2 separate regions of the Homo sapiens genome follow, and region 1 is linked to region 2. The links are chromatin loops, found by intact Hi-C in ENCODE. Cell type or tissue: gastrocnemius medialis. All regions are shown on one strand. Each heading gives the region's core, and the rest is flanking DNA. Links, peaks and the distances in the headings are about the cores only. Region 1 overlaps DLG1 (discs large MAGUK scaffold protein 1). Region 2 overlaps DLG1 (discs large MAGUK scaffold protein 1).

Region 1 (16,928 bases), core at 4,628-8,627, 89 kb after region 2:
GGAAGATTGCTTGAGCCCAGGAGGTCAGAGCTACTATGAGCCATGATCGTGCCACTGCACTCCAGCCTGGATGACAGAGCAAGAGCCTGTCTCCAAAAAAACCTTAAAAACAAAACAAAAATATGTTGGTGGGAGTATTTACGAAAATATACACAGGATAGGTAAAATGTGGAGACTGATAGGACTAAAAGTATCAATTGATTGAAACAAAAGGAAAAGGTAGGAATCTTAAGTAGGTAAATGAAATAGAAGGTTTAAAGGAAAAGTAACTTTAAAATGCCGAAGTATGTTTTGAACATATAGAAAGGTAGCTGTGAGGAATTGTTAAGAGTAAGGCAAAGACTTGGCCAGGCGCAATGGCTCACGCCTGTAATCCCAGCACTTTGGGAGGCCAAAGCAGGCAAATCCCTTGAAAGCAGGAGTTCAAGACCAGCCTGGCCAACTTGATGAAACTCTGTCTCTACTAACATAAAAATTAAACAGGCATGGTGGTACATACCTGTAATTTCAGCTACTGAGGAGGCTGAGGCACAAGAATCACTTGAACCCAGGAGGCAGAAGCTGCGATGAGCCGGAATTGCACCACTGCACTCCGGCCTGAGCAACAGAGCGAGGTGGGGGCGGGTGGGAAGACTCTAAGCAAAGACTATAAATATGAAGATCTGAATACAGTGAAAGAAATAGATCACAAATTTAAGAAATTATCAGGAATTGACTTAGCTCTTCAGTATCTTAAATTTTTAATATCTGAGACTATGTTAACTGCTTTGTAGTAACTTAGTTACTCATTAAGAAAGAATATTTTTCTGCATCACTAAAAAGTAATGTGTTCTTTTTACACAGAAAGCTTTTAAATTTCTAAAATGTAGACTATCTTAAATCACTAGGACTTCTATTAATCAGATCAGCAAAATTGCTAAAAACTAATAATGCTACATGAAATGTAATACACATCTTATTTAAAAAGCATTGCAGAACTTTTAAGGAATTAGCAAACAAAACATGAAGGGAAACTAGGAACTCGGAACTCAGGGCTAAGGAAGCAGAGAAGTCTCTTTTGTTTCAAGAGCAACAGCGTACGGGCTTGGGAGAGCCAGTTAAATTTTCAGATATTTTTCAAACTAAAACATAGCCTTTATTAAAAATAAAATTATACAGAAATACAAATAAATTATATTTAAAATAGTAAAATTAAAAACAAAGGTAATATTGAAAAGTCATCACTTCCTAGTTGTTTTCTAGGAAGTAAAATAATAGAAACATAAACCAGTGAGACTAACAGAAAATACAAAAAGAGGGTTGGGCGCGGTGGCTCACGCCTATAATTCCAGCACTTTGGGAGGCTGAGGTGGGCGACTCACAAGGTCAGGAGTTTGAGACCAGCCTGGTCAACACGGTGAAACCCCTGTCTCTACTAAAAATACAAAAATTAGCTGGGCGTGGTGGTGCACGCCTGTAATCCCAGCTACTCAGGAGGCTGAGGCAGGAGAATCACTTGAACCCAGGAGGCAGAGGTTGCAGTGAGCCGAGATCGCGCCACTGCACTCCAGCCTGGATGACAGAGCGAGACTCTCTCTCAAAAAAAAAAAAAAAAAAGAAAGTACAAAAAAAGATAGTAGATTTAAAACTGAATCGCCCAAAACTCCTCCTCTCCCTCAAAAAAATTAGGAAAGCCAAACCAAAATTTGTTAAAAATCTACAATAAAACTAGACAAAAAGATGAAAGATATCCTATGAACCCCAAATATAAGCTGATGTAAACAAGGTATTAACAGCTACAAGACCATCTGATATCAGCATCTGTGCAAGGGGATGCAACAGGAGAAGCCCAATGTTAACCAGTCCTCACAAGAAAATGCAGTAGGTAAATTTGAGAACACCAAGTGAACTATAAGAGTTTTTGTACAATCTGCATGTTGAGTGCAAGGAATCTACACTAAGATATGAAGGGGCCACGAGCAGTCTGGGCCCTATGACACAGTTAACCAGCTGTAGTTCCCTTTCCATTTAAAGCCCCACACTAAGGAAGAACTGCTGGGAATAAAATCCAAATTGAGTAGGATAGGGATAATAGAGCCAAAGGAAATAGAAGGTTCAGATTAATGGGGGTAAGTAAAGTTTCAGGAAATCTCACAGTGTCTGAGGTCATGTCTTTAAACACTTGAGAGAAACAACAAAATAGAGAGTTCTAGAGCTGTGAAGTTAGAAAACCTATCTTGACTCGTAACTCCTATGTAAAAGTTGGGGAAAACTAATTTCATATTAAAATGAGCAGTAGGAAAAGATCACAGTCAAATCCATGGAAACCTATTTGAAAAGTGAAAATAAGGATTAGCGTAATGTCTCCACAGTCAAGCTGTACCAGAAAGACATATAGTTTATGAAGCTAGTGTAAAATAAAATTAATATTTTGAAACAAAGAAAAATGATAGAGTATGTCGAAGAACAACATCAATAAGTTGATAGAACTCAGAAAATTAGTAGAAATAAAAACATTGTTTTAAAAACTAAATTTGACTAAAAGAGACATACTTCCTTAAACCAAGAAGGTGAAAAAGAAGAAAAATTTGTAAAGCAAAAATAGACCTTCTCTTTCTACAACTTGATCAATTTAGTCCTAAAGCCATTATGTAGAGGAGAGAAAAATAGTTTAATCTACACCTCACATCTGGAGAGGTTTAGGAGATTTTCGGTGGCCCATTGGACTTACCCATGAGGTTGGCTTCCATGCAGGGTAATGCCTTGGTTTCAGGAGTCAGAGCCTGAGGGCTGGTGAGGAAAGCACATATGGGAATGCTCAGAGCCCAGTCAGGGAAGTGGATGGCTGTTCAAATTCAGATTGACCAAATTAATATATATGTTAGGTTATTGTTATTCATAATTTTCACTGTTGAGAAGAGAGTTACAAATATGGAAGGGAAGAAAACTTAAACATGAATCCTGTAATACTGGATTAGAACTGAAGAAGTTGGTTTGAAGGGATGGTTTTCCATTGATACAGATGTAAACATAAATATCTACGTCAGTGTGTATGTATCTGTGTGTATGTTATTTTCCCTGGCTCTGCCCACTGAGAGGGCCTGAGCCTAGTGCCACCCCAAGAGCAGTGAGCACCTAGCATCCAGATCTTGCCTTGCAAATATTATTTCCCACTGAAATTACTAAGGCTTTTTTGACAAACGGCAGGTTCCCCAGGAGTCAGGCAAAGAAAATGCTAGATTGTTCTATAATATCCTTTGCCAGAAAACAAGCAAGTACTCAAGGAATGTTGGAGACATGTCAAATGGACCCAGAATCTAACTTCAAGGGACTCTCACTGGCCAAATCAGGAGCAATCTCAGCATTCAGTTGGTGATAATAATGGCAGATTATAACCCACTGAATAAAGTAGGAAATAATGAGTTTTTACTCATATAAATAAATGAATTAATTGAAAGTTTGATGAGAATGGAGAATTGTACACAGTTTCAGTAATTTATTTGCAAAAGGGAAAAGTAACTTTACAGTAGAGAAACCTGGCAGACACAACTTTTATCAAGCGATTAAAGTTAATAACATTGGTGATGGGACAAATCAAAATTGTGTACCACCTGATACAGATGTATTGGGTAGAACATAACATTTGTGATATTCCTGCCAAAGTTGGATAACTTCAATCTAATTGTGTGGGAACTTCAGGCAAACCCAAATTGAGAGAGATTCTACAAAACAATTGACTTGTAATCTCCAACAGTATTAAGGTCACAAAGTCAAGGAAACACCGAGAAACTGCTGTGACTCAAAGATCTAAAAAGACGTGACAACTAAATGCAACAAATGACTTTGAAATGGATCCTTTTGCTGTAAAGAACATTACTGGTGACTCTTCATAGGGATCCGAGCATTAGATGGTAGTAATGTATTAATGTTACTTTTGATGGTTTTGTAGTTATATAGGAAAATATCTGTAGGAAATACACACTGAAGTATTCAGGGATGATGAGACATCAAGAAGGCAAATTGCTGTCAAATGGTTCAGGAAAAACAGTTTGTGATTGCTCTAGTCTTTAAAAAAAATTAGTAAGAAGAAACAAAAGATTTGAAAGTGACAGGTATAGAAGGTAGGTAAAGAATATTCAACATGCATGTAATAGGAGTCTCCTAGGAAGAAATCCAAAACAATGCTAGAAAATGCATAGACAAGAAATCTTTTCTAAAATTAAAAAAGTTATTTCAAACTACACTTCAAAATGCCATAATAAAATGATTAGGATTTAAAGGAAAAAAATATCTGGAATTCCACTTCCCTCCCCCAGCAGAAAAAGAAAGAAAATTCCGTTGTTCTCAGTTTATAGAAGACAATGGAGTGAACATACTCAATAAAGGAAGAAGCTGAATCAAACAGACTTTCACATATAAAAACTGGAATCAAATATATCAACAAATAGAGTGATAGTGTTCGTATAAACACTTCCTGGGGTGAGAGAACAACCTGCAGACATCCAAAATGATAGGAGGAGAGATACTGACATAAGGACTGGTGTTAGCATTAATGAAGAAGATTATAAGGAAGAGAGTATATAACATGAAAAAGCTATATGCTCTGACAATTTTGATAAGGTACAATTATTAGAAAATGGGGACAGAATTTGAGGATAATATGAAAACAGAATAAGCCTCCTAATTGCTTTAAAGTTTTTAACTGGATATAAAAGGATAGTATTTCCAATCCAATCTGGGAAGATTGCTTGTAGGAGGAGACCAAAAGACAAAAGCCAAACAAAAGTTTGCCATTAGAACAAAAGGACAAGCGTGTCTGAATTGTTACACACACACTTAAAAGAACAAACCATATAGTGAGACTGTGCTCCAGTTACTGTTGCTTCATGAGATACTACCCCAAGCTTAATAGGTTAAAACAGCCTTTTAATAGGTTTTGTAGGTTAGGAATTCAGGCAGGATTCTGGCCAGATGGTTCTTGTTTTCCTTCTGGCATCAACTGAGGTCACTTAGTGGGACTTAGGTGGCAAATGAGCTGCTTTGGAGGGCCCAGTTTGGCTTTGCTCTCCTTGTCTTATGTGTTGGTGGTACTGGCTAGAAGTTTGGGCTCAGAGCACCATCATGTGACCTCTGCAGTATGGTGGTTTTAGAACAGTCTTGTTACATGGTATCTGGCTTCCACTGAACAAGCATTACAGAAGAACCAGGCAAAAGCTTCATGGCCTCTTCTAATCTGACCTTGAAAGTCATACGGGATTACTTTCACATTTTTTGGCATACAAATGACCCAAAGCACTAGCCCAGATTCCAGGAGAGGGGAATTAGATTCCACCTGTCGATGGGGAAATTGCAAGGTCACAGTGTACAAGAGCATGTGGGATGCAGGCATCTTTGGAAAATATAATCTGCCACTGGTTTATTTATGTTAAAAGCTTGAATAAATAAGACAGGATGGTAAGAACAGAACTGAGAACAATTTCAGTTATATCAAAAGTTAATTCATAAAAGCAGACAATTTTCAGGCTTGCTAATGAAGCAGAATTTAACCCTGTGCAGTACATAAGAGTCATACCTACCACAAAGAAGTAAAGGTTAAAAATAAAGGACTGCATATTGCTGTAAAAAAAAAAAAAAGCGTGGATGACATCTTTCTATATTGTGCAGTGATCTTCTGGATATACTTACTATTAAGTGAAAAAAGCAAAGCAGGGAAATGTGTATTCTACTGTTTAAGAAAGAAGAGAAATGTTGGCTGGGCACAGTGGGTAATCCCAGCACTTTGGGAGGCCGAGGCAGGCGGATTACGAGGTCAAGAGATTGAGACCATCCTGGCCAACATGGTGAAACCCCGTCTCTATTAAAAATGCAAAAATTAGCTGGGCATGTTAGCGCATGTCTATAGTCCCAGCTCCTTGGGAGGCTGAAGCAGGAGAATCGCTTGAAGCCAGAAGGCGGAGGTTGCAGTGAGCCAAGATCGCGCCACTGCACTCCAGCCTGGTGACAGAGTGAAACTCCGTCTGAAAAAACAAAAAGAAAAGAAATGTATTATGCTTGTGATGTTTGTGTGTATATATACACACATATATACAGATATAAAAATATGGAATAAATGTAAATGTATTTGCGTGTTTGTGGGTATCTTTATATTGTTTAAATGTTGACATATAAGGATCAGGACAGAATAGGATGAGAAAAAGGGATAGAAGCTGGACTTTTAAATACCTGTGTTTTATAGATTTGACTGTGGAGTTATTTTACCTACTTATAAAATCAATGAAAAATTTTAAAGGCAAATTGAAGTTGAAAATAAAGTACAAATGAATCTAAATGTGTATCCACTTGGCAACAGTAATACTCAGGAAGGAACTATTCCAAGTGATTTTAAAATGGTAATTGGCCAGGTACAGTGGCTCACACTTGTGATCCCAGAGCTGTGAGAGGCCAAAGCGAGAGGACTGCTTGAGGCCAGGAGTTCAAGAACAGCCTGGGCAACACAGCAAGATGCCATCTCTACCAAAAATAATTTTTTAAAAATTAGCCAAGCATGTTGGTGCACACGATGGTCTCACCTACTCGGAAGGCTGAGGCAGGATTGCTTGAGCCCAGGAGCTCAAGCCTGCAGTGAACTATGCTTGTGCCACTGTAGTCCAGCCTGGGCAACAGGGCAGGACCCTGTCTCTAAAAATAAAAAAAGAAAACAATAATTCAACCATACATCTCTAGCTATAGCCTAAGGATTAAAAGCTACAGGAAATAGTTAACTGTTTACAGTAATCATATCATGGTAGTAGTGTTGGTGGTCTAATTCACTGTTGTAATATTGGATAAAACAAGTAAGTCATTATGCCGGTACTTTTATTCTGCTATCTCCACTATCTTGAGAACCAGAATTACTCATATCCAAGAAAGCAGATACAACGCTAAAATAGGAGAGCTTAAGTAAAAACCCAGTGGTCCTAATTTTTCATTAGAAAAACCAGTATAAACTCATGATATATTTTTATGATCTCCATTCATCAGTCTATAGTTTAGCTGTTTCTACACATACCAAAGACAACTTGCCATGGATTGATATTTATTTAATTATGATGGATACATTCTACTATTAAGGCTATTTATGTTTTTATTTTAAGTGTTTTGTTGTAATTTTGAAAGGATAGTAAAATATTTTATTATTAATGTGGAATTTTAAATGTTTCTAAGCTTTTTGATGAATTGTTGCTTCAGTTGAGCTTATTATCCGTAAAACAAAGTTGATGATTATGGTGAAAGAAAGAGTAACTCAACAATAATCATGCTTACTCTTACTCTGTCATCTTAACCTACACAAAATCCCAGAGAAGTTATTTGCTGTAAGACAGGCTTTATAAGAAACTCAGATTTGAAATGACCTAGTTGTCTGCAATTTGTTATAAATAGAGGGGAAAAAAGATATGTGTTTATAACCATGTAACTGCAATATTTTTGAAAAGGTGCTTAAACTTTTGTCATTAATAGATTTAGTAGTTTTTAATATGTAGCTTTAAATTGTCCATTTTCAAAATCATATTTTTGTATAAAAAATATTTTAAATAAAAATATTCACAAATATTACTTCAGATTGCTTTTGTGTCTTGAATTTTGATAATTTATAAATTATAAAATCAGTTAAAATAAATTTTGTTTATCACTTGTTTAAGGCATATTTTTCCCTTTAATGTTGACCCTGCACAAGTTCCATATTGAAGTATGTAAAATGAACTGATTGTCTCAAGGGGAAAAAGTCAATAATCAAAGCATCTAGTGTATTAATTATTATTATAGGTTTCTTCCTTAATATAAAAATTAGAATAAATCCTGATTTTTAAAATTTACACTTAAATTCAACAGTAATATAAGATTACTGCTGTCTGATGCATGGAAATTGTCATTTAATTGACTAAATGTGGTATAAACTTTAAAAGAGCATGTAGAAAAATTCTAACTCAGCCAATTCTAATTTATGGTACATTTAGGTTATTAATAATTTTTTTTTGAAATTTATGTGTTGGGCAAAATCTTTCGCATATTACTATTTTAAGGTTCTAACCACATTTAATCAATTATAGGACAGTTTACATATTTAATACGTTATCTTCAAATAACTTATTTTTTGAAAATATATCAATTTATTTCTCTTTTTCTTCCATCAGAATACAGTCGTTTTGAAGCTAAAATACATGATTTACGGGAGCAGATGATGAATAGTAGTATTAGTTCAGGGTCAGGTTCTCTTCGAACTAGCCAGAAGCGATCCCTCTATGTCAGGTAAATTTTTTTACTTCTAATTATGGCAAATCTTAATTAGTTATGCATGTAAATTATTTTGTATTTTTCACTATAACTTACTTAGTTTTACCGTAAGAAAATATATTGCCAATCAGTGTTGTTTTTTATTATTGATTCTCTCTGACAGTGTGCCTTTCAAGAATTGGAATATTATTGTATTAATAATTTTATTAATGAAAGTTATGTAATCCTTGAATAATGATGATATAATAAAGGAAGAAATTTCTGTGGACCAGAAATTGTTTTCAGATTGATGTGTTAGTAGTGACTACAAGCTTGATGATATCATGTCTAACACTTAGATTTAACCTCTGTCCTTTTCTAATATATTTTCCATTCAAGTAACATTTAATTACCTGGCAATTTCCATAGTAGCAAAGGAGGCATATGTAAATAATAATTTAAAATGTGAATAGCCTCGGTAAATAATGCATATTTGGAAAATTTCTACATGCATTTTTTAAACACTTGGGAGAAGGCAAATATGTTATTTTCCTATAATATATAAAGGTTAAGTGGCAACATAGGTCTAATAAATAGGTGATATTAGTATATAAACTGGGGTGTTTCTTTTTTTTTTTTTCATTTCGTTGGCTTATAAGACTTAAAACAGAAATCCGAATGTATTTGTATTCTGTATACTTTTAGTAGAACTTTAACTGATAACTTTATTATACTGTTACTGTAACATTAGCACTGTAAGTAATCTGAACCATTCTTTATAAATTATCATCTCAGTCGTCCTGATTCTGTTGGGGGACCTGTTCCTAATACGTTTCATTTATCCTTCTGATGAGAGAGATATGTTACATATATAAACATGTATCCTATACACGTGTATCTATACACACAAACAGGTACTCTGTACTTGTTTACATATGATATGACTTACTGTCTTCACATAATCTTACTCTGATACATCATGAAAGCAAACCTTTCTCACTTTCTTCTTTCTGTTCCTTTTGTCTTTTGCTGTACTTGGTACTTATAACCCTACCAGTGATGTGGGAATCTTAAATGCATCAGATTTTTTTTTCCCTTCGCCAATTCTAGCAGTACTCATTAAACTCTTGTGTTCCAAAGTCATTAAAAGTATTTTATATATACAAATATATCGAAGAAGGAAGAACATGGATTTTTCTACTCTCTTTTTTACACTTTCTTTTTTTTTGCTTATCTACATTTCCTAATTTTAGTATAATTAATAGGTGTTGCCTTTTATTTGTACTTGATTAAATATTTACAAAGGCATAAAAATCAGAACATAATAGGTTATATTTATTTTCGGTACATTTAGTGAATCTTCACTTGTTATTTTTAGAGAAGTAATGCTCTATTTTCTTTCTGTTTTTTTTTTTTTTTTAAAGACAGGGTCTCACTTTGTCACCCAGGCTGAAGTGCAGTGGCGCGATCTCAGCTCACTGTAGCCTCAACCTCCCGGGTTCAAGGGATCCTTCCGCCTCAGCCCCCCAAGTAGCTGGGACTGTAGGCACATGCCACCATGCCTGGCTAATTTTTGTGTTTTTAGTAGAGATGGGGTTTCACCATGTTTGCCAGGCTGGTCTCGATCTCCTGACTTCATGGGCCTCACCCACCTTGGCCTCCCAAGTGCTGGCATTACAGGCATGAGCCACTGTGCCCAGCTTCTATTTTTTAAAACCATATATTATCTAAAGACTTATAATGAAAAACAACTGTCACCGGCACCAGCCCCTAGTTTCATTCTCCAGAAACAAGCATCCTCCATTTTCCTAGCAAACTTCCTTCACCTCCTTATTTCTAAATATGAAGCCTTCGCCTCTATATTTCTAAATAACATGCATATACTGCTATCTTCTACTTTACCAGTTTTGCGCATTAGTCTTACAACCATGGTAGATGAGAACGTTTCTGTGTAGAACCAAACCACTCATTCAGTCTCATCACCATCACCCAAACATAGCCTATCTCTGTTAATAAAACTAATAGCATTTACAGTCATGTGACTATGCAATAGCTGTCATGACTCAGTCGAGTGGTACCCTATGAGCTGCCTCCTTTCTTCTGCAGCCCTTCATTTTTCCTGGACTTAATAATTGTCTTGCATTTTATTTGATTTTTCATATTCTTACTACTAAATATCTTTCTGTATCTTCCAGTAACCACTGTAGAGTTTTTCACATGATGAAAACATATGGTCACACATACGGTCTGATAGTTCAGGTTTTTTCTATCTTTATGCTCCAGTCTAGACTAGTTCCTCTGTAAACGTGCTGTATAGCTCTCAGCTGGGACTTCCCTTTTGCCATTATTCTATTTCCTTTGGCTGTCTACTATGTCACATGTTTCCTAGATGCCACATTTTCTTCTTTCTCAATTAATCTTCCTAGAGCACATCCTCCAGTAAATTCCTGCGAAAAGGTGTGTGGGAGGCACCCTTTGAGGCTTAGCATGTCTGAAATGACTTTGTTTTGCCTTCTCCCCAGTAGAGAATTTGGAATGTGGGGGAGGGAATGATACCCTGTTTTATTTTGCAGGAGCTCCCTCATCTTCCATTTCTTTTGTGGACATGATCTGGTGTGTCTCTGAGATTTTCTTCTGCTTTTTTGTATTCTTTGCTTTCTCTGTATTCCTTTTTTCTAGCTATCCTATTTTCTTGGAGGTTTTTTCTTTAGTGTTTTATATAAGGCATTCTTTAAATATCCAGTGTTCCTTTCATTGTTTTCCACTCTTAGGAATAGAGAAATGAAGATAATGGATTTAACTAGAAGACAGTGGGGTAAAGGGGGGGATAAATTGGCTCTTAAATTTTCTCTCCTGTCCCACGTCATTCTGTTCTTTTCTATAATTAAATATCCTTAGAGAAGAATCCCTGTCTCCTGCCAATAGTATAAACCAAGTTGCTAGAATTTTATTTTCATCCATTTCAGTCCAACCACCTTCCCCTTCTCCACCAAGTTTCAGAGTATACAGCTCCTCAAATTCAATTTCTCTGGAGACTAAACCACTGGTCTTCTGTGGGTTTGGGGACTGGGAAAAGGAACTTTGGTGGGGTTGGTCTAAGTGCTACATACAGTGTTTCTACCTTCTGTTTTTAGTACAGTAACTTATCCCTGCCTACCTTGGTACTACTGTACACTTCTAATTTATGACCATCTCCAGGATTCTTATGGAATAAAACTTGTTTCTATAACCCTCTCTGCTGCCACTCCATTTATAGCTTCTTTCATTCTGCTAAATTTAATTAGCATCATCCAGAAATGTGTTAAAATCTCTCTTCCCCTGTTGTCTTCTCTCTTTTGTATTTTTCGTATTTTATTGTCATTTTAATGAGTCAGGGTGGAGAAGAAATAGACACAGTGTGCTATAGTTAATCAGAAGCCTCATGGTTCTTTTTGAGATGGGGTCTTGCCCTGTTGGCTAAGCTTGTCTTGGACTCCTGGGCTCAAGGGATCCTCACACCTTAACATCCCAAGTAGCTGGGACTACAGGCACACACCACCACCACCACCACACCTGAGTCTTGTGGGGTTTTTTTTAGTCAATGTATTTCTAATTTCAAAAGCCAAAAAAAAAAAAGGCTGCAAAAAACTACCTACAGAATACCTCTTTATAAAGCTCTGAAACAAGCAAAAACATACATTATATCTTTTAGTCACTCACATATTATATGATAAAACCAAACCAACCAAAAAAGAATGAGTCAAAGAAATAAACATTAAGAATGATAGTTACATTCTAATAGTGGTTAACTCTTGATCCAAGGGAATCAGGATCAGAGGGAATATACGCAGGTGAATGTGAATTACTGATGAAGGTTTTGTGTGTAGTCTTGGGTTGGGTAGTAGGTGAACAGATGTTCATTGCACTCTTACGATTAATAACTCACATGTATTCCATGGGTTTCTTTTTTTATGAATCAAATATATTAAAAGAGAATGTTAAAATGCTAACGTAAGTAGAGATTGTGGGTGATTTCCTTTGTTGTTCAATAATACTGTTACATTTTGTGATTCAAAAGATGAATTTTTATAATAATGTAAGAAGTTAGTATTTTCCTTTTCTGAATGTCTTGACATTTGTACTACCTCTTAAGGTACTTTATTTTCTATTTTATATTATGCTTATTTGTGCCCTCATCTTCTCTATGTTTGAATGTATGTTTAAGTGAGCCCTCCTGCTTAACGATCCCCCCTGCTTCCCTAGCACCTTTAGCCCCACGAAAAGACTTGAAAGAACTCATTTGAAAAACCATTAACTACTAGTTTATTTATTTAGCCATCAAGTAATTCCACCCCTCTTGAGTTTTACTTGAAGAGCTAGGTTCTTAAATGTTGGGTAGTGTGAAAAAGATTACGATTTTCATCCTAATTTCCAGTTGCCAAATTAGAACAAAAGAATGAATAAATTATATTATAAATGTAATTGCTGTGATCCTTTCTTACACTCTTGAGAGAGCTTATTTGGACTTAAGAATTTGATTTATTTTAATGTTGTACATTAATTAATCAAGTGGTAGCACACAATATTTTCTTTTTATCAAATTTTAAAATATTCTTAACACTTTGCAATTACCGTATTAAATTATTACTTTCTCCAAAATATTTGGCAGCTGTTAAAGTCATCTGTAATTAGTGTCCATCATTGTTACTGACTCTGAAAACTCTATCAACTCTAGTATTGTGAACAAATGGAAGGAATAATTAATGGACAGAATAGTCACTATGTTGATCTAGTCGTACAGTCCACAACTAATAAATCAAATATATCAGGGAATTTGTTTTCCTACATGTATCTAATCAAAGTAAAGAGAAGAATGTATCTTAATACTTTTTGTTTATTAATTTCAAACTCTCTGGATTTGTCTATTTTAGAATTCAATATAACTTACCATTGGATTACAATCCAAGAGCGTTTTTAAAATTTGTCTTGTGATATTGAAAGAAACAAATAATACAATACAGTATTTTCATAGCAAGTTGATTTTGCTATTTCTTTTTTGTCTTATCTTGTATGCAGTGCAGAATTGAACTGGGCATTATTTGGCCTACTATGATATATTTAATTACCCAAATTACATATACTTTCAGAACCCTATGATATGTTGATTAATATTATAACAAGTGATTATGGACTTTTTTTCTTCTGACTCTAGAGCCCTTTTTGATTATGACAAGACTAAAGACAGTGGGCTTCCCAGTCAGGGACTGAACTTCAAATTTGGAGATATCCTCCATGTTATTAATGCTTCTGATGATGAATGGTGGCAAGCCAGGCAGGTTACACCAGATGGTGAGAGCGATGAGGTCGGAGTGATTCCCAGTAAACGCAGGTATGCCTGTTTCTTACCACTTGAATGTGAGGCAACATAAATAATTGATGTTCTTTTAAATTTTTTTTAATTTGTGACAACATGGATGGACCTGGAGTGCATTATTCTAATTGAAAAAAGCCAGACACAGAAAGACAAAAATCGTATGATCACATTTTTATGTGAAATCTAAAGTAGTCGAAGTCATACAGAGAAGAATGGTGGTTACCAGGGGTTAGGAGGATGGGGAAATGAGATACAAAGTTTCCGTGACACAAGATGAGTGAGTTCTGCACCTCCAACATGTAAGCATGGCAACTACAGGTAATAGTACTGTACTTGAAATTTGTTAAGAGGGTCGGTCCTAAGTGTTCTTACCCCCCAAAAAAAGGCAACCAGGTGAGGTAATGGATATGTTAATTAGGTTGACTGTAGTAATTATTTCACAGTATGTATATATATAATATATATATATAAAATCATTAAGTTGTACAACTTAAATATATACAATTAGGCTGGGCACGGTGGCTCATTCCTGTAATCCCAGCACTTTTGGGAGGCTGAGGCGGGTGGATCACTTGAGGTCAGGAGTTCAAGACGAGCCTGGCCAACGTGGTGAAAGCCTGTCTCTACTAAAAATACAAAAATTACCTGGGCATGGAGGCACACGCCTGTAGTCCCAGCTGCTCGGGAGGCTTAGGCAGGAGAATTGCTTGAACTCAGGAGGCCGAAATTGCAGTGACCTGAGTTTGCACCACTGCACTCCAGCCTGGGAGACAGAGCAAAACTCTGTCTAAATATCTATATCTATATCTATATCTATCTATATATATAAAATATACACATAAAAAAATTAAAAATAATCACCAGAACTGAAAAAATAAATTTATTTTACTAAAATGATTTTATGCTCAGTTTTTTATATTGTGTTTCACAGCCATTTGATTTTATTCAAATGGAATTGTAACCAGTGACATAACTAGAAAATATGGGCCAGGTGCAGTGGCTCACACCTGTAATCCCAGCACTTTAGGAGGCCGAGGTGGGCGGATCACGAGGTCAGGAGTTTGAGACCAGCCTGGCCAGTATGGTGAAACCCCGTCTCTACTAAAAATACAAACATTAGCTGGGTGTGGTGGCGGGCGCCTGTAATCGCAGCTACTTGGGAGGCTGAGGCAGGAGAATTGCTTGAACCCAGGAGGTGGAGGTTGCAGTGAGCTGAAATTGCACCACTGCACTCCAGCCTCGGCGACAGAGCAAGACTCTGACTCAAAAAAAAAAAAACAACAAAAAGTGATGCCTCCAAGCAGAAATTGATCTAAAGCTACTAGTTACTGAAAACAAAGTAAGTATATATTAAATCAGTGTGCCATTTAGCTATACCAGTGAAGAGAAAACTGAAAGTGTCTGTGGTTGGTGTAGGTAAGTAAGAGGACTTAAATTTTGTATTTTTGGTGGCATGAATTTCTTCCTTCATGCCAAAATGTTTGGAAATATCTGGTAATACGCTTCACTTCTCTTTTTCCTTGCTTAAATTACATGTATTGGTGCAGTTCACTGGTCTTTTCTCTTTGCTTTTAATGATTATATATAGGTAGATAGGTAGGTAGGTAGATTGATTTTTTTAAGAGACAAGGTCTTGCTCTGTCGCCCACGCTGGAGTGCAGTGACATGATCATAGCCCACTGAACCTCAGACTCCTGGGCTCAAGCTATCCCCCCACCTCAGCTAGTAGCTGGGACTCCAGGCGCGTGTCACTGCACCCGGCTAAGTTTTTTGTTTTTGTTTTTGTTTTTGTTTTTGTTTGTGGAGATGGGTTCTAGCTATGTTGCCCAGGCAAGTCTTAAACTCTTGGCTTCAAGCGATTTTCTCACCCCAGCCTCCCACAGCTCTGGGATGACAGCTGTGAGCCACTGCAGCCAGCCCTAATGATTCATTTTAGTGATTCATGGGTGTATACTTAGCACATAGCAAAAGTAGTTAAGGACAGGCCCTCTTTGCAAAGGATGGTCCCAGCTTAGAGGACCTCTTCTAAGGCCTGTGAAGTGCTGTTGAGTGTCTCTGCTTTTGTGGGGAAGGTGTTAAAATGTCATTTCAGAATTCCCCTGAGATAGCTTATTTATGAGATCTGCTTCATCCAAATCATTGTCTGGAAGTTCTTCTTTAAGAGCTTTTTAAAGTAGTAGTAGTAAGATAGCCAGCAAAAATAGTTAATGAGATCATAAAGAAATGTTTATTATAACTAGTTAATTCATTTTAAGTCGATTATGCTGTAATAAACATCTTTTTCTTATTAGTTGAATTTATACCTATTTCGTAACTATTTCTAGACCTTTATTTATTTACCTGTTTGTAGAAGTTGAAAAGTAATATTATTAAATTATAATCAAGATTTATAATTATGATTTTCGGGCTTATAACTGCTGTTGGCTGTATCCATATATTTAGCATGATCCAACTATTTGGCTAGATCTTTCAGTTGATGACAAATCCTCTTTTAGCAATGCAGCAATCAGCATAACTTTTTTCCAGAAATAGAACATAGTCTGCTTTAAATTCGGAAATGCTTCCTCTATGCCTTGTTGAGTCAGTAGAAACCTTACATCTTAAATATCAAGGTCAGAGCTCCTAAAAATTGTCTTGGTTCTTGGAGTCTCATACCTTACAAAGGCTTTCTGTGCCTACACCCAATAATAAACACTGTTGGCTTCACTGGAGAGATTTTTTTTTCATTTTGTACAAAAATTCTATAAGATTGTGTTTTAAAGCAAGCAATAATGTAAGAAAGATATCTTGAGACCTCTGCCAATTTCCACATTCATGAGTAGCATTGCAGAATATAATCTTACTCCCGTAAAATACAGTAAGAAACCACAACTAATTATGCCATTTCGTTCTTGAATGTATTCAAAACTTACCTTTTCTTAAATAGAACTATCTCTTTCTTAGACCTCTTCTAAAATAACATAGGAATTGTAATTCCTACAATTCTTGGCTTTCAGGAATAATATTTACAAATATAGACAATTTAAGTTGCTGAATTATGTACTAAACAAAATAATGATTAGAAAACAAAGTTGAGTTGTAAATGCTCACCCACTAAATGCTAGTTTTGTGGTGCTGTTGATAAGTACCTAGGCAAGATTATAAATTATTCAGGTCATGGAGCCTCAGAATTGTTCTTGAATCGTAAAAATCATGAGTTTTAATTTTTTTTTTTGTTTGGGGTGGGGGACGGAGTCTTGCTCTTTCACCCAGGATAGAGTGCAGTGGCATGATCTTGGTTCACTGCAACCTCCACTTCCTGGATTCAAGCGATTCTCCTGCCTCAGCCTCCCAAGTAGCTGGGATT
Region 2 (16,928 bases), core at 6,539-10,538:
TTTAAAGAAATATTTTATAGAGGCTTAAAGGAGTATGTTATTAATTAAAGTGTCCTTTATCATCAGTTCTAAGACTTACCTTTTCCACATTTACCATTTCTGAAATTGGTGGAAATCTTGCAGTTGCTGGCATTTTGTCATGGCCTTATCTGAGTGGCGATCTTTGTGTAGTCATATGTAAACCTTTCCTGACACGTTTTGTTAAGATCAAGAAAGTACCAGCATGCTTTCCTGAGTCTTAGGATATTATGATAATCATTCAGCTGGTTCTATGAGAAGCGTCTGAAAACCTGGCCATCTTTGTGGGCCATTCTCTTGCTCTGCCTTGTTCATCTTGTTCTCTTTTGTTAGGTATTAACAGGATCAGTCTCTGAAACAATTATAAACCATCCTCTGGGGTTCTTAAGTGAAACCACTAGTCCCCTTTCCCTCACTAGTCCCCTTTCCCTCACTTTGGTTTGCTGGCTGTCTGATTCATATTTGCAAACTGAGTAGATAAGGATTTTCAATCCCAGCAGAAAAAAATTGTGTGTATTCTCTATCATTTGTTTCTAAATCACACTTTAATATGTTAATGTTTTTTCCTATTGTAAACTTGTTAAACATATTTTCTTGTATATTTCCTGTGTAATATGATGTATCAAGTTTTTAAAAATTTAAACTTTAAAAACTTTAAACTTGATACATAATATTGCCTGATATATTTGCACCATAATTTGATGACCATGTCAGCTCTCAGATATCTGTTATCTCTATTTTTATTAGGTTTTGTAAAGAAACCTGCAATGAGTAATCTTTGGACATGAAAAGTATTTAGTTTCTTTCCTTTGGATGGATTACCAGAAGTCAGATTACTGAGTCAGAAGAATATGAACGTTTCTCAAGTTCTTGAAACTTTCTGACAGATTGTATTCTGATAGAATTGTAATTTAAGAATGATTAAGACTGTTTCGTTTGGGGAATTTCTACCTGCTTCCCCTCTTTCATTCCTAGGTTACTGTGGCAGATGCCACGTAAAATAATTATTTGAGGGGTGTAATAGATTTGGAGCAGGTGAGCATTATAGCAGAGTAGGTAGGGTTCCTTTAACTTTTTGTTAGAAAACCGGAATTGAAGGAAAACAACCCTTATTTTGACATAAGAAGGCAAGCTTTAATGCTTTTTCATCTTAATTTTTAAAAAACCAGAATGTTATAAGAAGCTCAACAATTTATTTAAAATACAGTGTCAAGTATTAGACTAGTAGTCTCTTTTTTAAAATAAAAGCTAATATAGAGAGCTTTTCCTCTTTTATAGTATTGTGGTTTGGAGTGAACAGCTGTTACGCTGCATGTAGAAGTCAGTATATGAATTATTATTTTATAATTTGAAAAAGTATCTTAGAATTAACAGTGGTTTGCTGAGTAGATTGTAAATTAGGCACAGCTTTAGTCTTCACAATTCTAATAAAAGCTAATGGTAAAAATAAAATTTAATAGATGCTTTAAAAATCAACTGCTAGGATATTAGTTGTGTCAAGCAATACATGCATTTAGCAAACAGTTATTAAACATCTGTGCTAGTAACTGTGTTAGACATCAGTGATTAGTATTTTTTTACGGAAAGATAGTTAACACAGTATGATGTGACATGAAAGAGGGAGAAATTAAATTCTTGGAGTTTTCTGAAAAAAGCAAGTTGACATTTGCATAAAGTGTTGAAGGATGTGTAAGATGCCAAGTCAGAGGAGGAGGCCGTTACTGGGGTAAATAAATACAGTGGAAGGGTGACAATCACAAGAAACTGTAGAAATGCAGGAAGGTTTATGTTATTATTGCTGATACTTAGGGTGCATGTTAGGAAATGAGGGCAAAATCTAAAAGACCTGTATGATGAATGTTCTTATGAAAGGTTTGCCACCATGAAACATGCCGTGAATTAATCTATTAGATTATTGTGGTGGTGGTGGTGGTGGTAGTGGATGGTGGTGGCTCTCCTTACTGGAATAATGAGTAAAGTAAGATAGTGATTGGGTTACTTTATTCAGGGCTTGGCATAAAGATAATTATGATTTTATAATTTAAGACTCTGAAAGGGATACTTTCTTGCCAGTGTTGGGAAGAATATCAAGAAAGAAATAGGGGATATAATAGTTTTTTAAAAATCTTAATGTCGAAGAGAAGGACACAGTGGGTAAATTTTGGGGTTATGTAAGAGTAGTGTCAAGGTTCTAAAACTGAAAATGAGCTGAGAATTAGGAAAAATTGTTAGAACAGTAAATCGAACAAATAAAAACCTCAGCCTTTTCCCAAAAAGTTTGAAATGTACATGAAGCAACAGGGAGGACAGTAGGAGTATTATTGAGTGTATGGGAGGATGCAGTGATCATTGAAGAAACAAGTAATTTATATTTGGTTTTTGTCTTCAATGGCAAGGAAAATTATGCTCAAACTATTGTATACAAAGTAAACATTACTAAGAGGGACTTGAAATCAAACAGAAAAAACAGGGTCAATGAGCAGATAATTGTGCTAAATAAGTATATTTCCTAGCATTTTATTTCATCCAGTAGTATTGAGAATATAATGAAATCACTAGCAGCTCTTAGTAGTTTTTAAAAAATTGTAAGAAATGGGAGTGGCAGAAAAATGGACACAAGCAAATATAAGCCTTTTGAACCAAATGCTAGAGGAATAGAAGTTTTCCTGTTTCTAGTATATAATGAGCAGTTTTTGAAATCAACTTTATCTTTACATCTCTGGAACATATAGAAACATGATTGAATTTTATCATGGACCTGGTATACTAAGGTGAGCATATAGTTTGCATGCACTGACCACTAGATGGTGCTCATACAGAAGGGATTTTGTATGTGTGACATTGAGGGTTTTCTAGATAAATAGCAAATCTGTGTTCTTGTCACTCTTCTCAGTCTTGTCTTATCTCAATACAGTTGTATGTTTTGAAATTTAATAGCCCACATTAGAAAAGAGTAATAAAAATGCCTGTTATATTGCATTTACGTTACATTAGCTTTGTAGTTACTTTGGGTTTTTGGTGGGTTTTTTTTGTACTTTAGAGTTTCAGTATTGCTTTTCCTCTTGTCCTTTACCTTTTTACATTTTTCACTAAGATTATTTAGTAAACTGGGCATGGTGGTAACCTCAGCTACGTGGGTGGCTGAGGCAGGAGCATGGATTGAGCCAAGGAGTTCAAGACCAGCCTGGGCAACGTAGTGAGACTCCGTCTCAAAAACAAACAAATAAAAGATTATTTAGTATTTGCCTTTGTTTCTGTACCTAAAGACTGCTGGGTTTGTGACTTTAGAAACGTACACAAATAATTGAGAGCCTATCCAGTATAAATTTTTAACTTTTTATTACCATTTAATATTGTAAATATTCCTCATAGTCATAAATTTTTCATAATCATGTTTTGAATTACATAGTAATCCACTGAACTAATCGTATTTAGTTTACTAACTTAAGCTTTCTCTATTGTTTAGGCTAGAATTCTATAGATTATATTATCACTCTGAAAAAGAAAACACATTACGGAAAAAAGAATATTCTTTGTATATCATATTAAGATGTTAATAGTGATTCCTTTTGGTGGTTTAGATTGCATACCATCTTTTCATCCATTATTTTAAATAGGTTTTCCAGGTTTTTCTTTAATGAACTTAAATTTGGTTTTAATGGAGTTTTTATCTTTCATCTCTGCTGTGTAATGAGAGAGGATATTCTAAAGCAAAGAACAGTTGGTTGCCTTCCGCCTTCCACCTCCCAGTCTAATCTCATGTGAAACCCCTCTTGTGATTTAGGTATAGATTTTTTGTGTGCATATACTGACTACTGGCCAATGGATGAGGTGTTCCTAGATTTTTGTAGGTCATGTAACAGGACATTTTCATAAAGAAGTCTTTCCCAAAACTTGAAGTTGTTTTCTTGATGTGAATGGATTTGGATAGGAAATTTGCATCAAGAAGTATTTCTTCCCTGTACATTGGGGAAATATGGGAGGCAGTGATCTGTCAACTTTAGATTGTACCCTAAGTTCTTTGGCTCTGTAGGGTAAATAGATGCACACTAAGAGCCTACCATTGACCCCTAAGTTCTCTGGCTCTGTAGGATAAATAGATGCTCACTAAGAGCCTACTATTGTATGTCTTTTGGTACTGTTTACAGTTTGAGGTAGGAGATTTGCATTCAACAGTTGTATTCAGTATCTTCATCCATACTAATTCAGAATAACAGAACCCATATCAGTTTTCTCCTCCCCTTGAAGTTTTCATCAGACATGGATCAAGGCACATATTTTAGGGCCAGACCAATTACCGTAGCATTTATATAAACCACACTAATCAGGTCTTTACTAGGTACCTGGTCCATAACAAAACTTGAATTTTTTTCTGGGAGGTTTCATTTTTTCCTTCACAAGAGGATTCTTAGTTACCTGTCCGCCCTTAGTATTTTCTTACATTCTCTACTCCGAATTAGATAGGATCACTCTGGGGCCATAAATTGTCAGCTACTGCCGGCACAGTCCTTGGGAAGAAGCACCAAACTTTCTGGTATAATCTCTGTCACAAAATATCTTGCCCTCAAGAGTCCCACATGGCTCTCACCCTTACTGAGCACATGTTCACTTCTCAGCAGACGCATCATAGAGACAGCATTAGCATGTTTTCTTGCGGAGTCAAGATTTGCAGTGGACCTCAACATTGTAGTTTGACAAAAGGCTGCATCCAGTTGGTGCTGGTAAGCACGTAGACAAGGAAGATTCTGTCAGTCCACATCCGAAAAAATATCCATGGCTGAGGTTGGGACTTACGATATGCTCTTATCAGCTTAAAAATTAGATTATTCAACCAATAGTAAATTATCAAGTAGCGTTTTTGTTCACATATTGTTTTAAAATGACCATTGTTGTAATTACTAATATAGCACAGTGTTAAGAGGGCTTGCTTGGGAGTTTGTGGTTCTCAAACTTGAAGGTACTTAAGAGTCACTTGGGAAGCATTTTAAACATAAAAATTCCCAGGTTCCCCCTGCCCGTAAACATTTTGATGGGGAGAGGATACACCAATCTGCATATATAACTAGCGCCCCAGGCAATTCTCAGGCGAACTATTATGTTAACCTAAATATTAGATGTTAGAATATGTTCCTTTAGCAATCAGGTGATAGTATTTGGTGAACCAGAGTGGTATTTATGTAGAGTTGGATAAAACACATTTCACTGATTATAAAACGAAAAATTTACCAGCGTTAATTCTTTCTCATTTTTAGAAATTTATGACCTTGTAATATGAATGTTTATAAAATACTAGAGAGATGATGCTGATAATTTCTTGAAAGTTCTTTTTTATCATAAAGGTTCCAGAAGCAAAATACTTGTTTTAGTAATTAATCTACCTTGAGACCCAGTTGTTAATCATTAAAAACCAATACATTACATAAAATGATAAAGGAAAATCCATTTGTAATGAAGCGCTATCGTTAGATAGTCAGAGTTTAATGTAGGCAGCACCTTTGAACAACTTAGAGCCAGTGCCAGATAATGTGTAAGATCTGCCTGGTGTAGAAATTTGGATATGAATGACAAAGATTCTTTTAGTGAAATCATTTTAACAGTCAGAACTATTTGCAGAGAGAATCCTCTTATATGTTTTAATTCAGTTCATATTTATAATTTATATAAGCAGTGAAGGTGCCATTGGATTTTACTACAGACTGTGGTTGAAACTTGGTAATCCAGGGTTTTTCCACGCAGTGCATTAAATCAGGCAGCCCCACAGGGTCTTGGTAGTCCAGTGTTTATAGCATCCTTCTTTACCTGCTAATCGACCTCACTTCCTGGATTTCAATCCATCTAGTTATCAGCTAACAAAAGAACAGCTTTTGGTTCCTGCAGACGCTGGTGAAAAAATAATCATGAGAAAGAAATCCACCTTATGTCGTCTTTTTTGTCTGCAAAAATAAACTCAGCCATCATACAGCTAACAGGTACAGAGGGAAGATACGAGCTCTTTCATAGGAAGAAATCACTGAGAAAATGAGCATCATTTCTCAAGGTTTTTATTTTCACTGATCTACAAGTGATGCTGCTGTAATTGTAGCTGCAGTTTTTACCGATCATTCACCACTCAGCAGCTGGTAGAGAAGTAAGCCTGCTTGGCAACCACCTGCAGGGCTGCAGAGATGAATTACATTTTCGGAAACAACACACTTCTATACTCTCGCGGCAGTCGAGGAGGCAATACTAGCTCTAGCCATGGCTCAGCAGGCCCAAAGCAGAAACACTGGGCAAAAAAGGGCTCGTCAGATGAACTGCAAGCTGAGCCAGAACCTTCACGCTGGCAGCAGATAGTTGCATTTTTCACTCGAAGACACAGCTTTATTGACTGCATCTCGGTAGCCACCAGCTCCACCCAGGTAACATACCACTTGTTGAAATTATTTTCAATCTATTTCTGTTTACGTTTGCTCTGTAAAAATGTCTTAATATAGATTTTTTATTTAAAGAATAGCCTTGAAACCTTGGATGTGTAGAAATGTATGTTTTCTGTCCATCCGTGTAGGTCTTTAGCACAAAAGGGGGAACAAGAAATATTTTTCCTTATGCTCTTATGTAATACCAAACAAAATAGCCTCAGATTCAATTGAATGACTTTTCTAAAAATATAAGCCCATTGATACATAAAATATGAATTAATAATGCTCATCTCCTTTTTAGACTGTGCTAAATGCTGTAGAGTATGATGTCTGACCAAAGAAAATGCTGATTTGTTTAGTTTTTGTATGTTATTAGATAACCTTAGGGAGACTGTTACAGTAAAGAAACAGAAGATACTTTGAAATATTTTCATTTTTCAGTGTTTTGAAAATAGATTCAATTTAATATAATTGGCTAGTATTATATATACTGACATCTTAGCTATATTATGGCTTATTCAAGGGATTTAATGAATCGTTTTTTGTAAATATTATTTATCTAGCTTAATTTGAAATTAAGTGAACTTGTGCAATTACACAGTCATGGAATATTTTTTCACATAGTCAAATCACAATTTAAAGAGATGAGCAAATACTAAAAGTCTCTCAAAATTAAAAAAAATCACATAACACCACTTTTTGAGGAAATGAGCTATTGTCTATGGGAGGAAAAATAAAGAAAAATTAATAATTGTTTGAAATACCTATTGTTTGCTACAAGGGTGGTTTGAGGAAATATTCATATTTCTAAATATTTTTAAGCAGTCAGTTCAACTTTAGTAAAAATAAAAGGACGAGAAATGGTCTAAAAACAAGTTGAGAATGCATTTGTCCTCTGACATCAGTGATATTTAAATTAGGAAAATACATACATACACATTCCTTAGGACCTTTTAAAATAAATTCCCTTAAAGCTGTCTTTTAAAGAAAATAATAGAAGCAGCTCAATAAATATAAACTATAACTGTCAACAGTTCTATATTTCTTTATATGTTTTTTATAAATTTCTTTACTGTTTTTGGTTACTAGAATTGTCTTTTAATGGTGTTGATTTAAAATAACATCAGCTTTCTTAAGTAAGAAATTCTACTTACTTTTCTCAAATATTTGGGAGAAATGGAATTACCTAGGAAGGGGGAGTCATTATGTAGGCATTGAGGTTAAGTTACAATCAAAACTTATTGAATGGGCAACGATTGATTTAACTCTTAAATTGAATACTGCCCCAAGAATTTTACTAACCTTATTTTGACTGCAATTACATATATCACGAAAGGATGCAAAGACTAAAGGTTGACAATGTTATTCATTGTAGATTAATACTAGATGATATTTTCCATTGTCAACAAGACAGATATCTTTAGAACTTTTTATATATATATATGGTTTATGTAAATGCACACCCTTCTATATATGTATGCACAGATAACACTAGCATTGATATATCTGTCACTCGGTTTATTAAAAGCAGGCAAATGAAAAGACAGGAAAAGTAGTTCATGTATAAAGTGTTGAAACCACAGAGTTACGTTATAGCCGCTTGGGAGTAGGAGCAGAACGTTGCTGTGATTGCGCCAGAAGAGAGTCATGACCCCTGTTCGCAGTCAGCTCTGCAAAGCCATTTTACATGACAGCCCCCACCCAGTTTGGTTCAGAGCATTCCTGTATGCTAGTATATGAGTTATTAATAGTTTTTATTTCTTTCAGACCTCTTTCCTGATTCTCATCTTGTCTTTTTCATTACCTTTCTATTTTATTTCTAGAAATAGGAGTATTAGGGTAGAGGTTTTAGCTTCTGTTTTTCTTGCACTGGAGTACCAACATTTTGTTTTTCATTTTATACATTTTTGTAACTGATACATTGGATAGTTTATATATCTTAATTTTTTTATAACTTACTGGAGTTGATTTGACAAGTTAAAATATAATGGGACTGAAAAATAACTTGAGATATAATTGGATCTTACTTGATACTAGAATACTTTTTTAAATTGCACTTACTGACTCATGGCTGGCAGCTTTCTTTTGCAGCACTAAGGGATTTATTGTTAGAAACAACGTAGATTGAAATTTCATACTTAGAGCATATAATATATACCTATGAATATAATAAGGTCATAGTGTTTTGTACTGCGATTGGTAAATAACAGAGGTCTCTTATTTCACTGATGTCAAAAATACTCTAAGATTTGACAGAAAGATTAACTTTGAATCTAATTCCATATGACTAAGCCACATGATACTTTTTGCAGATTGGAGAGTTGTTATAAATCAAGTTCTATTAGTATGAAAACTATCTGGTTTAGTATCCCCCCCAAATACAGTATGAAAAGTATCTGATTTAATATCCCCCCAAATATACACAATACATAAAAAGAACCTGTACTTATTTTACAGATTCATTTAAATTGCTTGTCTGCTGGAGGTATTCATGTTCATAACTAAGATTATGTGCCATTTTCTACTATGATACTGGAACTCAGGAGGAAGTCATTAATGTTTTTTGAATGATAAGGAAACTGAGTGGTTATAAACTTTTGCAAGACACCTAGCTTCTCAGTTAGGGTTTGGCATGTAGTTGGTGTTAATAAATGCTTATAGAATTAATTAATTTTTATTCCATTCACCTCAAATGTTATCTCCTGGCCTTCCAAAATATGACACCTAATCTAATACCTCTTCAGTACCTGTATTGATTGGATCTTCTCTCTTCCCTCACAAGTGTCTTTGGTTTTTCACAGCAGCCCATCTCCTTTTCCACTGCCTTTTCTTCCCCTCCATTCTTCATACTATCCTCCAGTCACACTGCCCCGATTCCCCTGATTTCCTCACCCCTTTCAGTCCCCACTCAGTAGTGATAACCAAATAGCTTACACACTGTCTCTCAGTTTTATCATTTCATTGTATCTCATTTTACATTGTGGGTTTTTTGAGAGGTTGTTTTATTTTTTAATGTTAAATAAAAATGAGTTTCTTATGAATTACATTGGTGAAACTTTTTCAGTTTGAGGCTTCATAGTGTTTTTGTCCTTAATTTCAAACGATTAGTATAGAAAAAGTTCTCTATGCATTGCGAAGCCCTCCTTGGTTCCGCACCCTCAGCGTCCCTCCTATTCTTGTGTTGAGGGTCACTCAATAATCGGCCCCGTCCTACTTAGCATACACAGTCCTGTTCCAATCTGGGACCAGTTTTTATATTCAGCAGGGTTTTATAGAACTCCAGCACAGTGCTGCTAGACTTTACTTGATTAACGCCTAGGTGAAAAGTTTTATTTACTTAGTGATATCGACGTTTATTAATGTCAGTAGTAATCATATGAACTTTAAATAACTGTGAAGTGTTCAGTCATTTTGAATGTGTGTATAGCAGCTATTCATACATTTTGGACTACTTGAAAATCTCAACATATAGAGCACTATAAATACTCAAAAAGCCCCCCCCCCCCCAAAAAAAAAACACAACATGCCAAATTAAGCTGAGAGCAGCAAAGCTGTATTCTTAGGAATATGGAACAGACATGAAAACTTGTCAGAATTGAAATAGAATAATAAAGTTTTCTTAAAGAGTAAATATTAGCTGAGTTGAATAATCTGCTTAGAGGAAAAACCCTGTCCTAAGTCAAAAATATAGGAAAACATTGTTCAAGTGCCTGTGTGGAAAAATATTTAGGCTAATTTGTACACTTTAAAAAATATTGTTTGTCTGAAACAGATGCCTTCTGAGTTATAGAGGATTTAATTTTTAGAGCTATGCATTGGATATATTGTCCAATAGAGAGAATAACAGTATCAGTGTCATTGAGTCACTTCTACCAAATAATTTAATGTATATATTAATAAAGTACTTAGGACAGCATCTGACACAGAGTAAGTGCTACATTAGAGTTAGGTGCCCCTGTTAGCTTATTTTTATATCATTTAACTCTAATAGTATATGAACAAATTCAGATATAGATTATTAGGAATTATTGCACCTAGGATAGCGCAGTACATTCAAACATTCAGTAAATATTGTTGACTGATTAAGTTAATTTGTAAGTACAAGCCATCCACTTTTTTTAAGAACCAGAGATCTCAACACCTTTAATTACAGGATTTAAGGGAGGTGCCCCAAAGAGCCTTTGAAATTCTTGATGAGACTACCAGTTTTTTGACCTTTCCTCCCCTCCTAGCACTCCCTTCTACAAATTGGTGAAAACCAGTCACGTGTAGATGACTAAATTTAAGTGATTATCCACTTGGTACCAAGCTCCCCTAAGCATCCCCCAAACATATCATGAGGACTATTTTTAGATCCTAAATCCCTTTTAGCCTGTCACCACAGAAAGTCCAGACCATCCGGATTGCAGCTCTGCCTTCTCTATACCAACTCGCAGACTGCACGTTAAACTTCCAATACCTGATTCCTGGTCTTATTCTCAAATAAATAATCTTGCTTTGTGTTCCAGCCTGCTAAAATAAATGAACTGTGTGCCTAAAGCTTACCCATATTCACTTCTGTACTAGATCGTAGTCCCTTTGGTTGTTCAAGAACTTCTGAAATCCCTTTCTCTCTTCACTGCATCATCTGTCTTGCCTCTGTACTGCCCCTAGACTTGCCTCTATAAGTCCTATCAGGATGTACACCTGCTATAATATCTTTCATTAAAACAACCATCCAAAAAACCCTCGTTGTGTGAGTGTAGATTATCAAATCCAGTGGCCAGTTCTCAGTGTTCATTTTACTTGACCCTACAACAACTGTTAACACAATTGATTACTCCCTCCTCTAAATTCTTTTTTCTCCTTTGACTCGTGGATAGTACTGCTCTTTTAATATTCTACCAGCCTCATTTTCCTTTATAGTATCCTCCTTTTTCCTACTGCTAAATGTTCAAATGTCTCAGGGCTCAGTCTTTGAACTCTCTTTTTATACTCACATTTCAGGTGATCGCATCTAGTCCTATGCCCTTAAATACCATCAGTATTTCTCTTTATTCCAGAGTTAATCCCTGTACATTAGACTTTTATATCTAACTTTCTACTCAGTATCTCCACTTCGGTTAAGCATCTGAAAGGTAACATATTAAAAAGAGAATTTCTAGTTTTATTGGTCTCAATCTTCTTTATTCAGTATGCCATTCACTAAGATGCTGAAGACAAAAACCCTTAAAATTATCTTTTATTCCTTTTTTCTTTGCTCCGTATCCAGTCTGATGCCAAATCCTGTTGGCTTTTTATTCAAGATATATTTATGATTTGGCCACTTTTCAACACTTCTGCAACTACTGATTCAATAATATGTTGCCTGAACTACAGCAGTAGACATCTAACTTCTCTCGTTAATATTTTTTGCTTCCTCTAAGGTAGCACCCCTTCACTCCAGACATTACTCTGTCTTCTTACCTGATTCTTTATTATACATTTTTTACTGTCTTTTTACTTGACTGTCAGCTCCATGTGGGTGGGATTTTTCTGTTATGTTTATTGTTGTATCCTCAGTTTCTGTGACAGTGGCTGGCACACTGTAGATAACCAGAAAATATTTGTTGAATGAGTGAAGAGACAGGGACATACGAACTTGTGCTAAGGAGGGCCCAAGCAGGTGTGTTTGTCTGTCTTTTCCCTTAGACTTTCTGTGAAGCGCGCATCACACTTTATTTAGCATTGTAATAGTTCTCTAACTGATGATTCTTACTTGCCCTCTGAGAAGAAATACACACAAGGAAATGAGGTAGGGAGAGAAGAGAATTCAATTTCCTCAAAACTGGGATAACTATATAACTCAGACCAAACTAGGATACTTTAATGAAAAGAGGGAATCATTAATAATTAAAGTGAGACAACAGGCATAAATACAGACTTCCCAAGTAAATAGAGGCATATGGGGTCACTCTGTTATAACCATTTATTTTCTGACTATTCCCACCAGGCAACAGGTCTGAAATTCACACCAAGACATCTCCATCTTGGACCATCCTAGATTGATTGACCTAACCGTGTTATCGGTACATACCACATTCATTTTGTCTCATGTGTAATGATAATTGTGTTTTGATAAAATATTTTTTCTTCATCTCCAAGGAATGGAATTGTTCATATTCATTAGTGTAGTGCTTTTGTACTAAAAAGTAGACTACGTATAGGGTAGGTAGACAATCTTCTTAAACTGCTTTGAAAATACTGACTCTAATTGATAGGTTATTTTCCAGAGAAATTGGTGGAAATAGTCTCCTTTGGTATTGACTCCCCAAACATTCACAGTTTGGATGGAAACGCTGTTGTACTGGCTGTGAGATGCTGACCCTTGGCAGACACATTTGTTTCTTAATTTTCTACTCAAAAGGCTACTAACTTTGCGAAATTAATATGATGACTCAGACTTGGAAATCAATTGTTCCCCCTTTGACACAAAAAATATTGTAGGATCTATTTTATGTTTCTGTTTTTCTGGAAACTTTTACAGTGCACCTACATGTACTGACTCAAAAATTGGTTCTTAAACACTGTTTCAACACATTTTTATCATTTGTACAATAAATAAAAATAAATAAAAAATAATATAAAAAATAAAAATAAAATTTATATCATTTGTTCAATAGGACACTCTAGAAAAGCATAGAGATGAAGATTAAACCAAAAGTAGTTGGTTACAATGGTTATATAAGCTTTTTTAAATTACAAAATTGACCATACGATCCAGCAGTTGTACTCCTTGGTATTTGCCCAAATGAATTGAAAGCTTACATCCACCCAAAAACCTGTACAGAGATGTTTATAACAGCTGTGTTCATAATTGCCAAAACCTAGAAGCAACCAACATATTCCTCAGTGTGTGCATGGATAAAGTGTGGTGCATTCAGACAATGGAATATCACCCAGCACTAAAAGAAATGAGCTATCAAGCCATGAAAAGACATGGAGGAACCTTAAATGAATATTACCAGGTGAAAGAAGCCAACCTGAAAAGGATACACACCCTTGTTTCCAACTAGATGACGTTCTGGAAAAGGCAAAACTATGGAAACAATAAAAAGATCAGTGGTTGCCAGGGGTTAGGTGAGAGGGATAAATAATAGAGCACAGAGGATTTTTAGGACAGTAAAGCCATTCTGTATGATACTATAATGGCGGAAACGTCATTAAACACATGTCAAAACCCATGGAATATCCAGCCCCCACAGTCAACTCTCATGTAAATTATGGACTTTGTGATGTGGCAGTGTGGGCTCATTGATTGTAACAAATGTACATTAGAAATGCAGGGGTGTTGATTATGGATAGTTTATGTGTGTGAGCAGGGGGCATATGGGAACTAAAACTGCTCTAAAAAAATATATAAAGTCTATTAAAAACTATAAAATTGGTGTCTTAATGTAGATTAGATTGGCTTAGCTTGAAGACATTTGAAATTTATGATATAAGGTCTTTATAGTTAGGAAATGTGTTTTATTCTTCTTTGTAGCTTCTGTATAGTGTCTTGATTGTTTAGATGGCGTTTCTGTCAAGGATAGATAGGCAAAAAGAAGTTTCACAGGCTATAATTTATATATTCTAAATATATTCAGAGAAGTTTTAAAGTTAACCTTTAAAATAATGTGTTAATAACAGTGCTGAAAAGTGACTGAACCATGCTTATGGGATCAGGGCAAGTCAGCCTGAGCAACATTTTTCTCCTGTATTTTCAAGTAATGTTTGTTTGCATGAGAATTGTACTTCATACCTCTTATCACGACTCTAATTCAGTAGTCATTTGGATAATGATTTTGTTTAATGTCAGCCACTAAACTGTAAGTTTCACAAGAGCTGATGCTACAGGGTGTGTGGTTTTTTCCCTTGGTATCCCCAGAGCCTCGCATGGAGAATGCACTTGATAAATATTTGTTGAATGAATAAACAGATGTTATACAGGTGTTAATTTTTATTTAATCTGCTGTTGACGAAGTGGAAGTTTGGAACTTCTAAATATTGTTGGATCACTGTAAATTTCCCAAGCCATTTTTATGTAACACTATGGCTTAAAAACTAGCAAGTCTATGTTACCAGATTTTGTAAAGTTGTGAATTTCAGAAGTAATTCAGATCCTTCTGTGAAAAAATTGTGAAGCATTTATACTCTTACATATCTGAAGAACTTAAATTTTTATCATGAAAATTTTACTTAGTATCAGTCTCTTTAAATAAATTTTCTTAAATTATTCCTTGTACTTCCTGGCACTATTATTTAGATAACATTTCCAGCCCTCCATTTTTATAGCAAAGTTTAGAATTTTGATAAAGGTAAAAATAGTTGTTCAGACTATGTAGAGAACAGTAGCCTACAGTTACCACCTTTTAAAGAAAACTTTAAACCAACTGATGTGGTAATTTTAACAGGCGTATGCAAATACAAACCAACTGGCAGTGCCACCTGGGAGCAGTGGAATTTTATAGAAGCCTATACACGCAACTTGCCCCTCCAGGCATTTATTTAAAAGATTTTCCCTCCTCACTTCGTAACAGGAGCACTTCCTATTCATTCTTTTTCCTTTAAGCCCCAATTTGGTAGCATTTCTGAACAGTATTTTCAGTATCTGTGAAATCAAAACTCTGACTTCTTGACTGGAGCAGCTTTGAAATGTGAAGAAGTTACAGCTGTGACAGAGTGGAACCAAATGATTGCTTTACAATTTGTGTTGTTTTGTTGTTCTGAGAAAAAGAATTGGGGATTATAACCTGGTGTTTAATTATTTGTTAATTTTTTTTTAACAGCCACGTTCAAGAGCAATAAACTGGCATTTAAATTAAAACAGATCCCACCCTCATTTATCTGTATATAAATCTGACTAATCTTGGTAGGATGATCTGATGTATCAAAGGGTTATAAATTTGGAAAGAAATCAGTTGGAAAGTATTTTGTAAGATAGAAAGAAAACAAACAAGATGCATATCAATATTAAGAATTAATTGCTTTAGCCAAACTAAGTACCATAGCAGGATTTTGAAGGGAGAACAAAGAAAAGAGAATAAAAATCATATCATTTTAATCACTTTTTTTCCAAACTGGAAGGCTATATTCAGTATAGAGGCAAAATTTTTTCAGTTGTAAGAGCACAGCTTTATTATATAGACTTTTTAATTAAAGATATTTTAAAGAACTGTAGGTGAAACTTGAAATTTCCATATGTATATCTTGTTTCCTTGTTTTTTAAATTGTCGCTTCCATGGTTTTTGGGGAGAGAGAATTGGCTTATTTTTATTGTAGACTAAGAATTGCAACAGAATTAAACCATTTATAGTTAGTAAAAGTTAACTTAGGTGTCTTAAAGCCATTTTCTATTTTCTTCATTGACTTATTTAGCCTTTTCTTTCTCCTTTTTTAAAAGCAGCTAAAGCAGGAGTCAGCAAGCTACAATCTGTAGGCCAAATGTAGCCTGCCACCTGTTTTTGTAAATAAATGTTTTGTTTTGTTTTTGAGACAGAGTCTCACTGTGTCGCCCAGGCTGGAGTGCAGTGGCGCGATCTCAGCCCACTGCAATTTCCACCTCCCGGGTTCAAGTGATTCTTATGCCCCAGCCTCCTAAGTAGCTGGGATTACAGATGTGCACCACCATACCTGACTGACTGGGTTTCGCCATGTTGGCCAGGCTGGTCTTGAACTACTGCCCTCATGTGATCTGCCTGCCTCGGCCTCCCAAAGTGTTGGGATTATTACAGGCATGAGCCACCATGCCTGGCTTGTAAATAAAGTTTTATTGGAACACAGCCATGCCTATTTGTGTATTGTGTATGACTACTTTTGAACTACAATAGCAGTGTTGGATAGTTGCAACAATTACTGCATGGTCCATAACGCTTCTTTTTTTGTCATTTCCAAAAATGTTTGCTAACCCCTGATCTAAGGATTGATGCAGTATGTATTTCTTTTTACAGGTAATATATATTGTCTTTGCAGTAAAATGTAGTGGTAACAATAAAGACAAAATCTCTTTTTGAACTATTTTAAAGAGATAAGTAAAGAGTACTGGGTAAGTGTACCATCTTTAGAGGATGATGACCTGGATTTAAATTTATATTCTGCCATATCGCCTGTGCCACCTTGGGCAAATTACCTCCATGCGGAGTCTGTCTCCTCATCTGTAGAAAATGGGGATGAAAGTGTTATCTTTTTCAAAATTTAATGAGAATTAAATGAGACAATATGTGCAAAGCACTTATTATAATACATTAATTACATCAGTGAGGTCATCATCATCTTTATCAACTACCCTTTTATCCACCACTACCACCGCCACCACCATCATTTTCATTTCAACAAAATATTCTGACCTTTAAATGAGGAATCTAGAGATACGGAGAAGCAACCATGTTTTAGCTAGAGGGTTGGTAACTTTAATAGGGTGCAGCCAGGGAAACAGAAACCACAGCAACTAACAATAAAAATACACTACATGGGATTGGTTAGATGAGTATTGGAGAACTGGAAAGGCAAAAT

Evidence for each region. Hi-C counts contacts between places; a loop is a spot of excess contacts. Peaks named below come from ENCODE experiments on the same cell type or tissue, not always from the same donor. Only the 100,000 strongest peaks of a DNase experiment are listed, where the experiment ranks them.
Region 1: it touches region 2 in a loop (2.4-fold over the local background); 2 of 110 quality-filtered maps call a loop at or near these places.

The regions. Positions count from the first base shown.
Region 1 is chr3:197,082,249-197,099,176 of GRCh38, reverse strand. It overlaps DLG1 (discs large MAGUK scaffold protein 1), which reads left to right. Exons shown (of 25, transcript NM_001366207.1): 15 at 8,151-8,265; 16 at 13,421-13,597. Among named protein-coding and RNA genes, the nearest start is that of MELTF, 61 kb to the right of the region's middle. In gastrocnemius medialis, for the core only: no CTCF peak of the experiment used is centred there; no DNase peak of the experiment used is centred there.
Region 2 is chr3:197,173,063-197,189,990 of GRCh38, reverse strand. The region is part of intron 5 of DLG1 (discs large MAGUK scaffold protein 1); the gene reads left to right. Among named protein-coding and RNA genes, the nearest start is that of MIR4797, 110 kb to the left of the region's middle. In gastrocnemius medialis, for the core only: no CTCF peak of the experiment used is centred there; a DNase peak (open chromatin) is centred at 8,070; H3K4me3 peaks cover 311 bases; H3K27ac peaks cover 539 bases.